Linked DNA regions of Homo sapiens: region 2 is linked to region 1. A link is a loop called in an ENCODE intact Hi-C map of the cell type or tissue named here. Cell type or tissue: dorsolateral prefrontal cortex. All regions are shown on one strand. Links, peaks and the distances in the headings refer to the core of each region. The heading gives the core; the rest is flanking DNA.

Region 1 (8,479 bases), core at 81-8,080:
TCAGAGGCTAACTGGTCTCCCAGCTTTCATCCTATACTTACGAATTGCCTTTCAGATTATAGCTTTTTCTCTAGTCTACCTCACATAGATCCCAAACTCCAGAGAGATGTCATGTAAGGACAAGGAATTATGGCTGGGAGAAGTTAAGCCCAGTGGTGCCTCTTCATGGGCAGGCATCATAATTTTGAAGTTTTACAGCAATGACTTTCAACATTCCATGAGCCTGAAAAAAGAAAACACGGCCAGGCGCGGTGTTTCACCCCTGTAATCCCAGCACTTTGGGAGGCCGAGGTGGGCGGGTCACCTGAGGTCAGGAGTTTGAGACCAGCTTGGCCAACATGGTGAAACCCCATCTCTACTGAAAATACAAAAAAATTATCTGGGTGTGGTGGTGGGTGCCTGTAATCCCAGCTACTAGGGTGGCCGAGACAGGAGAATCGATTGAACTCGGGAGGCGGAGGTTGCAGTGAGTTGAGATTGCTCCACTACATTCCAGCCTGGATGACAAAACGAGACTCTGTCTACAAAAAAAAAAAAAAAAAAAAAAAGAAAAAATAAAATTATCAATTATCTATTCCCCAGCCAAGCAGGCTCCCACATTTCTAAATGAATGAATAGCAGACAAACTATGCGGACGCCCTGTCGATCTAGTGGAAGGGTTGGTGAGGAGTGGTGGGGAGGCAGGCTGAATCCTGGGGGAAGAGGGTTTGTCTCTGGAGGCAGATGGGCTGGATTCAAATCCAAGGCTGGCTTTGGCTAAATTACTTTAACCTTGCAGTCTCGTTTTTCCCCTCTGTTAAATGAAGGCAATTATAGCATCTTCCTCCTAAGTTGCTCAAATATTAAATGAGATGATGCCGTCAAATCTCCAAACACAGTTCATGGTGTGTGGGTAGTACCCAGTGAATGTTAATCTGATGATTACTATTATTATTTTAGAGACAAGATCTTGCTCTGTCACCCAGGCTGGAGTGTAGTGGTGCGGTCACAGCTCCCTGCAGTCTCAAACTCCTGGGCTCAAGTGATTCTCCTGCCTCAGCCTCCCAGTACATGCTGGGACTACAGGCATTTGTTACCATGCCCAGCTAATTTTTATTTATTTATTTTTTTTGTAGAGATGGGTCTTGCTATGTTGCCCAAGCTGGTCTCGAACTCCTGGCCTCAAGTGATCCTCCCACCTTGGCCTCCCAAAGTGCTGGGATTACAGGCATGAGCCACCATGCCCAGCTCACTATTATTATTATTATTATTATTATTAATTGTTATGATTACTGAGGAGACAGGTAAGCAGCTACAATTTAGAGTGACCAGTATGGCCGGCAGAAGGTGGTTGTAGGGTTAGCTAAACTAGGGGAAGAAATCAAGAGAGGCTTCCTAGAGTAGGGGGTGAATGAGATGGCATGGAGGCAGCAGCTTTGGGCAGAAGGATTAGAATATCCTCAGGAAATCTTTAGGAAGAACGGCAGGGATGCCTTTCACCCCATGAAATGGAGAGATGGTCCTCCCGTCCCTGTGTGACTTCTGTGCTGGTGTGTCCCAGTGGATGGGGACACTGTAAGGGTGGGATGTGGACACTGTAGGGGTGGGATGTGGAGAAGGCTCCTGATCATTCTTCCTCGGCTTGCCTGAGGGTCAGGGGGTGGACATGGAGGTTGGACCTCAGGCTCCGGCCCCTAGTGTCCCTGTTCTGGAAGCCCCCTGCTCTGCTTCTCTGGGTCTGGCTGGAGACCTGCCTTTTGTTGCTGTTACTGTAGGTGGCAGCAGAAGCCTGACAAAGTCCATCTTTGCAGGGCAGCGAGAGGGGAGAAAATGCAATCAGGTCCAAGGCGCCTCCAGCCTCTGTTATCTCTGCAGTGGTTAGGCTGGGAGTCGAAGGGGTTAGAACAGGCAGCAACCATATTAACAGAATCCTCTATTGAGTTATAGTCTGTCTGCAGATGTCTGCAGAGTCTGCAGTGCACCAGAGCCTGCCCCCGAAGGCTGGAACTTTATCAGACCATCTCCCGTCAGTTCCAGACTCTTCCGCGTCTCAGGGGACCCTGAGAAATAGCCAGGGCAGGGAGACCAGAGCACAGGAGCAATTCTGATTGAGATCTTGAACAATACAGTCCCTAGAAAGATGGACTCCCCCTGCAGAGGAAATTCTGATCTTGCTACAACGATTGCTTGGATCATTCTATTTAGACGTGTCCAATACACATCTCTCCTAAAATATTTCCTCTTTCTTCCCTGGGGCTTTTCAGATGCCCCATGCAAGTGTGGAAGCTGCATTTCAGCTGGGGAAACAGGGCACAGGAGAGAAGGGTGCAGGCTCTGGAACCACACCCCCAGGGTGGAGCCGCAGTTCTGCCATTGACTGCTGTGTGACTTCCGGCAAGAGAATTAACATCTCTGTGCCACAGTGTCCTCCTCTGTGCAGTACCCCATGTATCTTTGCACTTATTTTTGTTCTTATAGGAAGATCCAAGAGGACCTCTGGTATTACGGACAGAGAGTTGTACCCGTGGGAAGTAATTTCACCACTGTCCCCCACTCTTGAATCTCCCTCACCCCTCTTCTTTTTGGAATAGGTTTACTGAGATATAATTCACACACCATATAATTCATCAATTTCAAGTGTACAAGACACTGGTTTCTTTCTTTGTTTTGTTTTTGTTTTTTGAGACGGAGTCTTGCTCTGTCGCCCAGGCTGGAGTGCAGTGGCGCATGGCGCAATCACGGCTCACTGTAGCCTCTACCTCCTGGGTTCAAGCGATTCTTGTGCCTTGGCCTCCTGAGTAGCTGGGACTATAGGTGTGAGCCACCACACCAGGCTACTTTTTGTTATTGTAGTAGAGATGAGGTTTCCCCATGTTGGTCAGGTTGGTCTTGAACTCCTGACCTGAGGTGATCCATCTGCCTCGGCCTCCCAAAGTGCTGGTATTACAAGCATGAGCCACCATACCTGGCCAAGACAATGGTTTTAAGTATATTCAAAGTTGTGCAACCATCTCCACCATCACTTTTAGAACATGTTCATCCCCTCCCCAAAGAAACTCTCTACTCTTAAGCTATCAAACCCCTATTGTCTGGTCCTCCCAGCCCCTGGCAAACACTCATCTACTTTCTATCTCTACAGATTTGCCTGTTGTGGCCATTTCATATAAATAGCCTCCTTTCTTCTTTGCTGAGGCTCAGCCATGCCCCTCTTCTCATCATGGTGAGGAGAGCTGGCTTACCCTTTGTCTCTGGGGGGCTGGTTTGGGGCCCCTCCAGCCCCTTCCTGGCATCTGGAGCAGCATCTCCAGAGGGCGATGGCTGGGGGCGGAGGGAACTTGCCAACCAGCCTCATTGCTCACAGCACAAGCAGCTTGGCTCAGGATTACTCATTTCAAACTCGATTTGAGGCTCTGCCAAGAGCAGCAGCACCCCTGGAGCATGTCACCTGATTATTCCTACCCCTTCCCTGATCCCTGAGAGCCCAGAGCACAGAGCAGGCCGCCTCCCAGGACCCAACAGCTGCCAACTTTGAGGCAGGGCCTGCCAGGAGCCTGCTGGGCCTCGGACTTGGCTCTGCAACGCTTGCCCAGCCTGGCCCAGGCTCCTGGATAACAAGGAAACCTGGGGCTTTTGTCTTCAGGCCATTGAGAAGCAGTTTCCTGCAGTAGGGCCAATGGCATTGACCTTTCTGACCAAGAGCTGAGGCAGTCACTGTCCACACACGCACGATCATAAAAATGCCTCCATTCACAGATAGGCTCTGCTGACGCCCTCCACGCGCCTGGTGGGTTGGATTGTCTGTTACTTATCATCAAAGGGGAGGGCCCGGTTTGGCTCCCAGCAAGTAAACCAGGCACAAGCACACAAGAGCAGATGTACTGTCTACCATTTGCTGAGCATTTGCTAGACACCAGACACTGCCATAGGCATTAACTTCCATAATCCTCCCTGCAGCTCTGTGGGGAAGGAACCCTCACCAGCCCCACCTTCAGAGGAGGATGCGGAGGCTTGGGAAGACCAAGGGAGTAACTGGCCATGAGCGGTGACGTTGGAGCTGGCATGAGGGCTTGCTGACCCCTGTGGAGAAGGAAGGAGGCCATTCCAGGAAACTTTCAGACTAGGCAGATCTGTAGAGACAGACAGTGAATCCCTAGAGACAGTGAATCAGTGGTTGTCCTAGGGGCTGGGGACGATGGGTTTGGGAGGTGAGAGCTGAAGGGTGCAGGTTTCTTTGAGGAGTGATGAACGTGTTCTAAAGCTGGTCAAGGCGCTGGTTGCATAGCCCTGTGGATATACCAAACACCACTTGAGATGGGCACTTTCAGTGGGGGAATTGTGCAGTGTATGAGTTATAGCTCAGTAAAGCTGTTATTAAAGCAAGCAATGAAAGCTTGACATTGTAGGCTGCATAAACCTCTTGTATGACCCCTTCTTGCCCCCTTCTCCTCTACTTAAAACCTGGAATTTCCACCTCTGTGCTTAACGCAGGGGGCGTTGGGATAACCCTGAACTGTAGGTGGCAGAAACCATTGAACCAAAGCCTGCATTTTCCCTGCTTGGTGCCTGTCGTCTTATTCTGCTTCTATTGCTGCTCCTAGAATCCCAGAGTTTGTTCTATCTCATATTTCAGACTCCAGCTACACATTTTTATAGGGTGGTAGAGAATTGGGGGTGGGTTTAGTGTCTGAGCAACATTTGCAGCCTGAGATTCCAGGGGTGCCCTATGTGGGTGGGCAGAGAGTCCCACCAGAAGCCCTGTCTCCTGCAGCCCCTCTTACCCCTCACAGTGGTCTGGTTTTTGGGAGGAGCTTACATGCAACTACATCAGGCACTGTGCTGAATACTGTCTTCCCTGGGTGAGTGCCTGTGTCTTATCACATACAGAGTATGTCTCTCCTTTCCAGCCTTGAATTGTGTGACAAAAGATACCATCTTACATTGTCCAGGAAGCGGGAGAGGGAAGAGAGACCCATTCTGCCACACTTGTGAAGTCCATGGCTTTTGGAGGGCTGCTTGGGGATACCCCTGGCAGCTGTCTGGTACCTTCTCCCTAGACCGTGGTTTGCGTGTGTGTCTAGAGGGATGAAGCCTCACCCTGCCATGACATTTCTACCAGCAAACAGAGCCCACTCTCACCCTTCCATCCCTGCTCAAAATCTCTCTGCTATAGACTTTTTCTCACCCTCCCCTCCCGCATTGACCCAGATTGTGTGTATATCAGTTAGGGAAGGAGGGAAGATGATGCCTGGATTTCAGGGTATCTCTCAGAGTCCTAGACTCTGAAACCTCACCAGAAATGAGGAGCCCTTCCCTTGCCTTTGAGCCCACACTGCCTCACACACCTCCTCCTGCTGGTCTGCCAAGCTTGCTTTGAAATCATTAATGTGCCTGTCTTCACAGTGTTCCGGGAACTTTCTGAAGGCAGGGTTCCCAGTGTCCTCCCACCTCTCCTACACCAGTACTGAGCACTGTGCCTGCACCAGCAACTTGCTCCAGCCACATTTGCGAGAATAGGATGCTTGGCAGCCTGCAGGCACAGAGACGTAAGTCGCGGATAGCTCCTCACAGGTCGTCCTCTGTCCTTTCTCTCCCTCTCTGTCCTTCTCTGACTCCGTGGACTCTAAACCCCAATCCTTTCTTGGTCTAGTCCCAGCCTTCCAAGTTCAGGTACGTGAACCCAGACCAGAGAAAAACAAACAAATTAGGAATGTCCCCAGTGCAAAATGAATATAAATAAGTACACAAAGGCTTCTGCTCACCCTGCAGCTGCCCACACACTGCTCTGGAGGTGCAGCCAGCCTAGCTCAGCTCCATGGAAGTTAATGATAAATTAAACCTATTAATCACCCCAGGCAGTGGGGCTGGCCTGATCACAGAGAAGGTGGGCTATAGACTGGAGATGACGCCACAGAGAAGGGAGTGAGGTGTGGGTTACGGCTTCCCCAGGGACATCTTGATCTCCAAGACCCCTTCTTTCTTGAAATGTTGAAAGTTTTACCAGTCTGCTCTGTTGGGTACGACCACTGGGTAATTCAGGAGCTTCCACCTTGGGAGTGGGGTCTAAACTCTTCTCCAGCTATAGATCCTTTTAGCATTTTGATACCCTCCATTTGCATTTCCCCCTCCACCCACTCCAATCTGGAGTCCCCCCTACTAGTCTTTCTTCAAGTCTTGACTCAAAAGCCCCGTCTCAGAGACCACCAGATCTCAAAGCCTATTCTGTTCTCTACCTTTTTGTTTTCTTCATAATGGACCCCTGGAGCTTGGCTGCCTGGGTTCAGATCCAGGCTCTGCTGTTGGTTGTGTGCAGGCTCTCTGTGCCTCAATTTCCCTGCCTGTAAAGTGAGGTTGATAAGTAGCTACTTGGGTTGTGGTCAGGATGAAGAAAACAAATTCGGGTGTGTGAATTAGAATGATGCCTGGCACCGAATAAGCAACACCAACCACTGCGGCCACCATGACTGTCATCACTGCTGTTGCTATTATTATACCATTTGCCATGATTGGAGATGGTTTCCTTTATTTGTTGCTGTTGATTTTCTCTCACTGCTCCCCAAGCAGAATGCAAGCTCCATGCGAGGAGGGATTGTCTTGGCTTTGTTCCCCCCAGTTTCTCCATCAGTGGGTGGCACACATAGGTGTTCAGAAAACATGTGGTGCATGAATGGGGGTTGGCGTGGGAATGGGAGAGAGCAGGCAGCTTCCCAGTGGGCTGGAATTGGCAGAGAGCCACGTACTCTGTTTTCTGGGTCTGAAGACAGCATCTGTTGTGGGTTGAATTGTGTCCCCCACCACAAGATATGTTGAAGTCCTAACCCTTCATGCCTGTGAATGTGACCTTATTTGGAAATAGGGTCTTTGCAGTATAATCCAGTTAAGATGAGGTCATACTGGAGTGGGGTGGGTCTTAATCCAGTGACTGGTGTCCTTATAAAAAGATGAACTTTGGAAACAGACACACACAGAGGAAAAAGGCCATGTGAAGACAGAGGCAGAGGTGGGAGAGGTGCAGCCACAAGCCAATGAACCCCAAGGATCGCTGGAACCACCAGAAGCTGGGAAGACGCAAGGAGGGTCTCTTCCTAGAGCCTTCAGAGGGAGTGTGGCCCTGCTGACACCTCCATCTTAGAGTTCTGCCCTCCAGCATGAGAATGCTTATGTGTTGTTTTAGGCCATCTGGTTTGGGGTGATTTGTTATGGCAGCCCTGGGAAGCTCACATGGCATTGACCCATGAGCAAGGTGTCCCATCAGGAGTGGGGAAAAATGTAGAAGGGAAACCCCCATGGACAGTCCCCGGCCCCTCTGACATGCTAGTTTTCTATTGCTATGGAACAATAGTATGCAAACTTGGCAGCCTAATACAACATAGTAAAGTTTCTGTGTGCTGGGGGTCTGGACGTGGTTTAGCTGCATCATCTGCTTCTGAGTCTCACAGACTGCAATGCAGGCATTGGCCAGGGCGAGGGTCTCATCTGAGGCTCGTCTGGGTGGATGCAGTCCTTTGTGTCTGTAAGTCTGAGATCCACTGACATTGCTCAGGGGCCACCCTCAGCTCCTTGCCAACTACCTGCATCTCCCCACTCCAATGCGGCCACTTGTTGCATCCCAGCTAGCAGCAAGGGTGAGAGAGAGACAGAGTCTCCTAGCAAGGTAGATGCTGCAGCCTTCCTGTGGGCATGAATAGAACATGTGGCTGTGTTCTATTCATTAAAAACAAAGTACAGGTCCTGCCCACTCCCGAGGTCGGGTGGGAGATTGCACAGAGTGATTGCACAGAGTGCCACACCCAAGATGGTGGCGGGGACTGCACAGAGCAGTTGCACAGAGTGCCACACCCAAGATGTTGGGGGTGGGGGGACTGCACAGAGCGATTGTACAGAGTGCCACACCCAAGATGGTGGGGAGGACTGCACAGAGCGATTGCACAGAGTGCCATACCCAAGGTGGGGCGGGGGAGATTGCACAGACTGTGACCACCAGAAGGTGGGGATCACAGGGCCAGCTCACAGTATGTCCCTGCAGTCAGGTTGGCAGAAGTCGAGAGCTGACATTGCCTCTGGAATGTGGTGGGACTGTATTCCTCATGGTCAAGTGGACCCGGAGGCTGTTCCTACGGCAACCACCCACCTGGGGGTTCTGCCGCGTCTCTCCAGCATAGGAACCCTCTACGTCTTTGCCCACTCATCTCAAGCAGTGGATGTACTTAAACTCCAGGGTCCTATTGTTAACTGGACTTCCTTCCCTCTCACTTACACCCTTACTCAGTCATGTTGGACACTAGCTGTGTCTCAGGTGCTGGAAATATAACGTGGAGTGAAAACTGGGTCTCAGAGGCACAGTGTGAGATGTAGACATGAAATAGCCGCACACTTCCCGACATGCGATCCCCCACTGGGATTTGTACTTTGATGCCCACATGCAGGGTGGTGCAAGAGCAGGAAGTGTTGGGATATGACTGAGCCCTGGGGAATGAGGAGAGATGAATTGGCAATGATGGAA
Region 2 (8,479 bases), core at 128-8,127, 94 kb after region 1:
AGCCCCGAAAATCTGAGACACAGGTCTCAGTTAATTTAGAAAGTTTATTTTTCCAGGGTTGAGGACACAGGCCTGTGACACAGCCTCAGGAGGTCCTGACGACATCTGCCCAAGGTCAGAGCATAGTTTGATTTTATACATTTTAGGGAGACATAAGACATCAATGCATATGCAAGGTGAACATTGGTTTCTTCATCTGGAAAGGCGGGAGAACTTGAAGCAAAGGCAGGAAGACAGGGAGACACTGGGAGAGGAGGCTTCCAGGTCAGAGGTAGAAAAGAGACAAATGGTTTCATTCTTTTGAGTTTCTGATTAGCATCTCCAAAGGAGACAGTCAGATAGATAGGCATTTATGTCATTGAGCAGAGAGGTGACTTTGAATGCAATGGGAGGCAAGTTGGCCCTAAACAGTTCCTAGCTTGACTTTTCCCTTTAGCTTAGTGATTCAGGGGCCTCCAAGATTTATTTTACTTTTACATGTCTATGTAAGTATTTATATACACAAAAATGTGTGGCTGAATGTGGTGGCTCATGTCTATAATCCCAGCACTTTGGGAGGTTGAAGCAGGTGGATCACTTGAGGTCAGGAGTTGGAGACCAGCCTGGCCAACATGGTAAAACCCTGTCTCTACTAAAAAAAAAAAAAAAAAAAAAAAAAAATTAGCCAGGTATGGTGGTGGGCACCTCCAATCCCAGCTGCTCAGGAGGCTGAGGCAGGAGAATTGTTTGAACCTGGGAGGTGGAGGTTGTGGTGAGTCAAGATCCTGCCACTGCACTCTAGCCTGGGTGTCAGAGCAAGACTCCATCTCAAAAACCACAAAAAAACCATGTTTCCCCAAAGACATTTCCAAACAGGAAAAGACCCTGTAAAGGCAGTTGTTATGCAAAGAATATCACCTTCTAATGCCACCTCTGGGAGCTGACACCAGCCCATGACAAATCTGTATTGGATGATGTTTGATGGCCCATCTGGGATCTCTGCCTGGGTCACTGTCTTAACTGGCTAAATCCTTGCTGCTGGGGATTCATGTCCCAGCTTTTGAAAGCTGTAAACTGAGGCGCAAGAGGGCATACATTTCCAGGGGAGACTACTAGACTTCTAACAAGTGGGTGGAAAATGAGGGAGCAGAACTTGCAGGGAAGAGAAGAATGGCAGACAGCGACCAGAGTGACAGCTGGTTCGGGACCCTGGTTTGGGATCTAAAAAGGGTTGCAGATCAGATCTTCTCTGTACGCCTCAAGAATTTTCATCTGAATGGATCAGGCCAGCTCAAATGATATGGAGGCTTATTGTAAGGATTCAGGGAAAAGACCTGGGCTTTCTGAAAACCAGAACAGTATCAGACAGCCACTACCTCCCTCGCTGCATCTCTTGGCTCTGTTTCCCCAACTCAGTCAGACTTAGAATGTTAATATGTGCTTGTCTCTGTTTTCGAGTTAAGGAGGAAAATAGGGACACACGGGATTGGGCACAGAGCTTGCTGCTTTGTTCAGATAGCACAGGGACTGCGTTAAGAAGGAGGGTGCTAATCTAGGGTTAGGGTGCATGTCTAGTTCCAGGGTATGGAGAGGTGTAAAAGTGGCAGGAAGGGCAGAAAAAGTCTCTTGAGAAGAGCAGATTGAGTTGGTACCATCTTCTGTCTCCTAGGAGTGAAGGCTTCCTGTGCTCCTGATGAAAATGACACGGAAGTGCGGCACAATGAGAGATAGACAGCTAAAGAGGACACCAGGCCTCTGGGACCTCAGGCTCAGGGATGTGGAGAGGGAAAGCCCCTAGCTAGGGGGAAGGGGCTGGAAAGTGTGGAAGGGGCAAAGAGGAAGAAGGCTCTGCAGGGGCAGCTGGATAGGAATTTCATCTGGTAGCTAGGTTCCCAAGTAAGATCATACTCGAGTGTGAGTCCTAACTTGTCTATTTCCAGGCTCTGGGATACTGGTTGCCTAGATCCTCTATTCTCTTTTCTTCCAATCAGCTTCCCCTGGAAGACTCTTAATTTTGACTCAAACCTAATTTTACCTTCCTAAGGCTGGTGGTTGCTACGAAGCCAATACTGGCTTCACATGCAAGGTCTTGGACTTAGGAAGTCCAACACAATGCAGTGACCATTTCCATGGGTCTCTGTTTCTGTTACTGAGAAAGACAGATTGATTCATGCTGCCTGGGGCAGGAGTGTGTCCCTAGACTAGATGGAATTGGGCAAGGTACTGGGTCACCTGTGAGTCTGGGAGGGAGGCCCGTCTCAAAGAAAGGACCAGGCTGTAGATAGGGATCCCAGGGCATCTAGTAACACTTGGGTCTTGTCACTGGGTTGAAATCTGCTATTGCGCTTAACTCGTTGATCAAGTGCAGTTTTTTCTTGGTCCATCTATAAAGTGGGACTGAAAAGAAAGTGACAAAAGCCAGACATTCTCAGACCAGTGGACATTCTCTCAAAGGAGAATTGACGCATCTGGCAGCAAAATCACTGCATCATCCTCCTCCCCCTTCTCTCCCCATTCAGGCTACTACTTTAGACAGTCGCTGGAAGCAGGGGACATCATTTGTGTTTATTTGTTCACTTCAATAAGCTGGAGGGTGGATGTGGCATGAGGACCATTCTCTGTGTTGAGGAAGGAGGGGAACAAACACATTTTTGATTTCTTGGTCACCAGATTTTTCCATGACCAATGTCTACTAGAAAACTGCAAAAAGAGAAACAATAAAATATGTGTCTTCTCATTATAAGTTCAGAAACGATGTACAGAAACAGAAATCCCAGAACTCTGTGGGTGGGTCTGAGTAATTCTTGTGGCTGGTACAGGAAAGAGTAGGTAGCTTCTGTCCCCCTCTGTTTCTCTCTCTTTTGATATCTGTGTCTGTCTATATCTTTGTCTCTCTCTCTTTTTATACACCTCTCCTTCCCACCCCCCTCCCGCTTTCTCTGCACCTCTCTGTCCTTCCCTCTTTCTCTCCGTTGCTCTCCCGCCCTCTCTCTTTTGAGACAGGGTCTTGCTTGAGACACACACGACCCTCTCTCTGCCCAGGAAGTTAAAGGGGTGACCCCAGGCCAAAGCTTGCTGACTTTTTTTTTTTTTTTTTTTTGAGTTGGGGTTTTGATCTCGTCGCTCAGGCTGGAGTGCAATGGCGGTGGTCTTGGCTCACTGCAACCTGTACCTCCCAGGTTCAAGCGATTCTCCTCCCTTAGCCTCCCAAGTAGCTGAGATTACAGGTGCCCGCCACCACAGCCTGGCTGATTTTGTACTTTTAGTAGAGACGGTGTTTCACCATGTTGGCCAGACTAGTCTGGAGCTCCTGACCTCAGGTGATCTGTCCGCCTCGGCCTTGCTGACTTTTGATTAATGACATTGTAGAGCTTTAGGCATTGCTGACACTTTTGAGGCAGGAGCAGTTCCCTAGAGTTGATGGTGGCCAGCTTTAACATGCTCCTGCGCTGTACCTCGTGGAAAGGTGGACGAAGGCTTTGGGAATACTACGACGGTGATTCACATCCCAGTGTTTGCAGTAGGCATGCTCAGTTCAAGCTGAGGCTCCACTGCAACCCTGCTGAGTGCTGTGTTACCTTGGACAAATCCGTCAGCCTCTCTTTTGCTTCTTCACCTGTGAGACGGGGCTGAGGTTAAGACCTACTTCTTAATACCCTAGTAAGGATTCAGGGTGAAAATGCACAAGAAATACACAGTGGCTGGGTGTGGTGGCTCAGGCCGGTAATGTTAGTACTTTGGGAGGCCGAGGCAGGTGGATCACCTGAGGTCAGGAGTTCGAGACCAGCCTGGCCAACATGGCGATTCCCTGTATCTACTAAAAATACAAAAACTTATCCAGGTGTGGTGGCGGGTGCCTATAGTCCCAGCAACTTGGGAGGTTGAGTGACAGAGGGAGACTCTGTCTCAAAAAAAAAAAAATAAATAAAAAAAGTAGTGCATAGCATTGCAGATGCTCCCTAGATGCAAAGTGTTGCTGGAGTGGAAGGTGGAAGGTTAGGGACCCCCAGCATCCTCGGTCTGGGACGAGGAGTCCACACTGAGAAACATCCGGACCAGCACTGCCTCAGGAGTGTCAGCGGAGTCAAAGATGCAATTTAGCATTTGCTGGTAGCCACACTAAAAAGTAAAAAGAAACGGATGAGATTAACTGTAATAATAAACTTCCTTTGAGATAGTCTTAATATATTTACATTTTTAAACATAGCAATATATTTTATTTTTATATATTATTAAATGTCTTTCTAACATGTAATCGATATAAAAATAATGAAATATTAATATTAATGAGGTGTTTTATATTCATTTTCTTCATCATGTCCTGAAAACCCAGTGACTATTTTATGTATACAGCCCATTTCAATGAGACTAGCCACGGGGCTTTGTAGCCATATCGGGCTTGTGGCCATTGCGCAGGGCAATGCAGGTCTTGACCCCTGCAGGGGATGGGTGGAGAGACAGAGGGTACTGTGGCTAAACGTGGTGAGACATTCTGGGTTGTGCTAAACTGGGTTACTCAAGGTTAGAATTTTTTTCCTCAACCCGGCTTCCCCAACCTTTTTCTCTATTTGTTTGTTTTTTGCCAGGACTACAAGTCTGAAAATTCAACCCTCCTCCCCGGTGCCAAGAACAGCCTGCAAGACTCCGTAAGTAGAAGCATTTTGCTGAACAGATTAGATTTTGAAACTACTTTTGCATCCTTTTCAGCCTCTTTGGTCTCCGTCATCAATCACCGGGAATGGTTTTTACCTGAAACTGATCTTGCTGGAGAATTAACTGGGTTTGAGGGGAATAAATTTTCCAGAGCACTTGCACAATTTCTATCACTTGGGCCGTATTCCCAGCCTCTGGTACATGGTGTGAGAGCTGTATTCTGTCCTCTAAAAAAGACCAGGCCCACTTGGTGGACAGATCCGGGGCACAGTGGTTGGTGACAAGGCTGCAAATTGGTCCCTCTGCGCCCTGGTGTGACGGCCCCAGGTTGTGGGAGCACGTGAAAGAAGTCGAATGTCATTGGGTTGTCTTCCTAGTAAGGACAGGAATGCTTACTGAGTGCTCTGGGGTCCTGCATCATGGCATTGGGCTTGGAGTCACTGGGGTACATAACCTGGGATGATGGCAGTGAATTCCCGTGTATCCCTCATCTGTCACCCACGAATAACAGTGGCCAGGAAGTTCCCTGCACAGATACTTCTGAAATCACTCATGCACCGCCTCTCGGCAATGCAATCATGGTGTGGTGCATTCCCCAAGTGTGACCTGTTTGTGTATTGTTGGTGACCTTGGGATGGCACCTTCAAGTGGCACACAGACTGTTGCTGTTTGGTATTCATCATTATGTATTTCATTTTATGATGATTTTCTCTTTATAGCCATCACTACTAGCTTTCCGTTAATGGCAGTGGTATGAAATTTCCTTCAAAAAAAGTTTAACATAAAGTGAGTTGACTCAAAGACAAAAAATGATATGGAAATAACAGAATGGAAATCGTAATGTAGGTATGGTGAGACATTGTGATAGTGGTAAGTGAAAGGCTGAGAGTAAATTCTTTTATCAAAAGATGTTCATGGCTAGGCCTAATGGATCACACCTATAATCCCAGCCCTTTGGGAGGCCAAGGTAAGAGGATTGCTTGAGCTCAGGAGTTGGAGACCAGCCTGGGCAACATCTCTACAAAAAATAAACAAATTAGGCCGGGCACGGTGGCTCACACCTGTAATCCCAGCACTTTGGGAGGCTGAGGTGGGCTGATCAAGAGGTCAGGAGATCGAGGCCATCCTGGATAACATGGTGAAACCCTGTCTCTACTAAAAATACAAAAAAAAAAAAAAAAAATTAGCCAGGCATGTTGTCAGGTGCCTGTAGTCCCAGCTACTCAGGAGGCTGAGGCAGGAGAATGGCATGAACCTGGGAGGCAGAGCTTGCAGTGAGCCAAGATCGCGCCACTGCACCCCAGCCTGGACGAGAGCGAGACTCCGTCTCAAAAAAATAAAAAAAAATAAAAAAAAAACAAAACCAAATTAGCTGAGCGTGGTGTTGTGCGCCTGCAGTCTCAGACACTCGGGAGGCTGAGGTGGGAGGATTGCTTGAGCCCAGGAGATGGAGGCTGCAGTGAGCTATGATTATGCCACTGCACTCCAGCCTGGGCAAACAGAGTAAGAGCCTGTCTCAAAAAAAAAAAAAAAAAAAAAAAGTCTGCTTGGCCCTGGGCCTTGTCCATGAGTGTGCTCTGTATTTGGAATGTTCCCTCCTCTTTATGCACCAAGCTATACTGACCCTTCGTGCAAACTGGAATCTCTAAGGGCCCACTGCTTGGTGTAAACTGGAATCTGTAAGGGCCCACTGCTTGGTGCTTGTCTATTCCCCCAAAATGACTTTCCAGGCTGGATTTTTATAATAAACCTCATTAATGGATCATCTGAAAGTAGTGTTTACCTGTGATGCCAAGAAGAAGAGGAAGAAGAGGAAAGGGATGATGAAAAATGACAACCACACACCCAACTTTCTTATCCCACTTTTCAGTTGACCAAATGTTTGATCTCTGTTCTTTTAACATCCTCTCAATGACTCCGTAAGGTGTGTGCTGTTTTTATCCTCATTTTGTGGCTTAGGAAACCAAAACTCAAAGTAATTGCCCATGGTCACACAGCCTGGACTTACCCTCTGACCCACCTGCATCAGTGGAGTACCAGGAGTCTTGCAGCTTCACATCAAGTCTGTGAAGTATTCTTCCCATTTTGGATAGATGGAAAAATGATGTATGAAGCACGAAAGTATTGTATTGGCTGTCTCTTGCCCGTGACAGTTACACTGAACTTAGTGACTTCTAACAGCAGACTTTCATTATCTCACAGTTTCTGTGGGTCAGGAATCTGGGAGTGGTTTGCTTGGTGGTCTGGCTCAGGGTCCCATGTGAGCTGGGGCTGCTGTCTTCTGAAGGCTGGAGTGGGGCTAGAGGGTCTGCACCCAAGGTGTTTCACCTAACAGCTATTGTCAGGAGGCCACAGAGCTGCTTGAGTGTCCTCAGGACATGGTGGATGGTGTCTGCCAGGGTGAGAGATCTGAGAGATTAAGAGCAAAGTAGAAGCCACATGGGAGGATGGGAGTGAATTCCTGTGTATCCCTTAGATGATGTAGCCTCAGATGTCCTATGCCATCGCCTCTGCTGTATTCGATCAGTCATACAACGGAATCCTCGGAAGACTGTGGGAGCATACCATACAAGGGCACGAGTACCTGGAGGAGGGATCATGCGGCCATCTTGGAGTTTGGCTACCACACTCTTCATAATCTTGAAATAACTATGTCTTGCAGTTCCACCCAGGATGCTTGTAATGTCACACTGAGTCTATGGAAAGAAAACAAAGATACTAAACACATTTTGCAGATGGGGAAATGAGGCGTGGAGCAGGAAAGTGACTTACTAAAGAGCCTTGATATTGGTGGCACAGAAGCTTTTGAAGGGAAAGTAGTTGAAAAAGTTAATTGCCCACAATAGGATCAAAGGTGTCTGAGATGGCTCCATTTCCCCAGTGCTTAGAATAGTGCCTATGCCTGCTAGATTTTTAGCTCTCTTGGGTTGGGTCAGGTATTTCCTGGCCCCCAACCTCACTCATGGAGGCTGATGTGTTCTCTCTAGTGGAAGGGATGATGGTATCCTGCTGGTTTCTCCTCTGGAGGCTGTAGAGTCTTCTAGGTTTGCAGAGATTCAGGCTGTGAGGATCCAGTTGCCTTAACCTGCTCCTCCATCTCCACCCTCTGACTGTAGCAGGGCTGCTGAGCTGGGTCCTTCTGGCTGGACTCTCACAGGTCAGCTTCCTGTCTTGCCTTGGAATGTGTCATGGGTAGAAGCAGTCATTTTGACGACCTCTACTGGAGGCAGCATATGTTGGCCTGACCATCTCTGGATGGCAGATTGCCTCACATTCACATGTGTCAAAATGTAAAATGTGTTCCATCTTTGGTCTAGCAATTACACTTCTGGGAATTTGCACCTTGGAGATGATTGTACAAGTGTGAGATGTGTTTGTATATTTATTAAGGAAATGATTGTAGTAGCACAAATAATTTTTAAAAAGATGTACCCTCAATATCCCTCAGTAAGGGATAGTTTAAGTCAATTGTGTATATCCATAAAGTCCAATTCCAAGCTGCTGCTAGGATTTTGTGGTGAGGATTTATGTTTATTGACTTGGAAAGATGCACATGACATACTGTTGAGTGAGAAATACAGCCTGTATTATATGATTCCAATTGTGTGCAAACTGTATTCATAGATCTCCCTTTCTCTGAGTGCAGAGAGATGTCAGAAAGGCAGATGGAAAGTTCAACTAAATTACTGGTTTTTGCATTTTCCTTTAGACCCTTTTATTTTTTTTCTATAGTGAGCAGTTATTTTCTTTGACAGTGGTAGTAATAATATAATATTAGTAATAATGTAGTTGTAATAAATGTAATATAGTAAGAAGCAGTAGTAGTAATAGTAGTAATAATGTAGTT

The links. A loop is a pair of places that touch in the nucleus more often than their neighbours do. Peaks named below come from ENCODE experiments on the same cell type or tissue, not always from the same donor. Only the 100,000 strongest peaks of a DNase experiment are listed, where the experiment ranks them.
Region 2: it touches region 1 in a loop (2.5-fold over the local background); 13 of 110 quality-filtered maps call a loop at or near these places.

The regions. Positions count from the first base shown.
Region 1 is chr16:5,500,794-5,509,272 of GRCh38, forward strand. It overlaps a transcript of RBFOX1 not described here. Among named protein-coding and RNA genes, the nearest start is that of LINC01570, 110 kb to the right of the region's middle. In dorsolateral prefrontal cortex, for the core only: a CTCF peak has its summit at 1,753 (motif pointing right); DNase peaks (open chromatin) are centred at 1,778, 3,448, 3,788 and 5,418; H3K27ac peaks cover 810 bases.
Region 2 is chr16:5,594,337-5,602,815 of GRCh38, forward strand. LINC01570 (long intergenic non-protein coding RNA 1570) reads right to left here. Exons shown (of 3, transcript NR_110902.1): 3 at 6,833-7,328. It also overlaps a transcript of RBFOX1 not described here. Among named protein-coding and RNA genes, the nearest start is that of LINC01570, 18 kb to the right of the region's middle. In dorsolateral prefrontal cortex, for the core only: no CTCF peak of the experiment used is centred there; no DNase peak of the experiment used is centred there.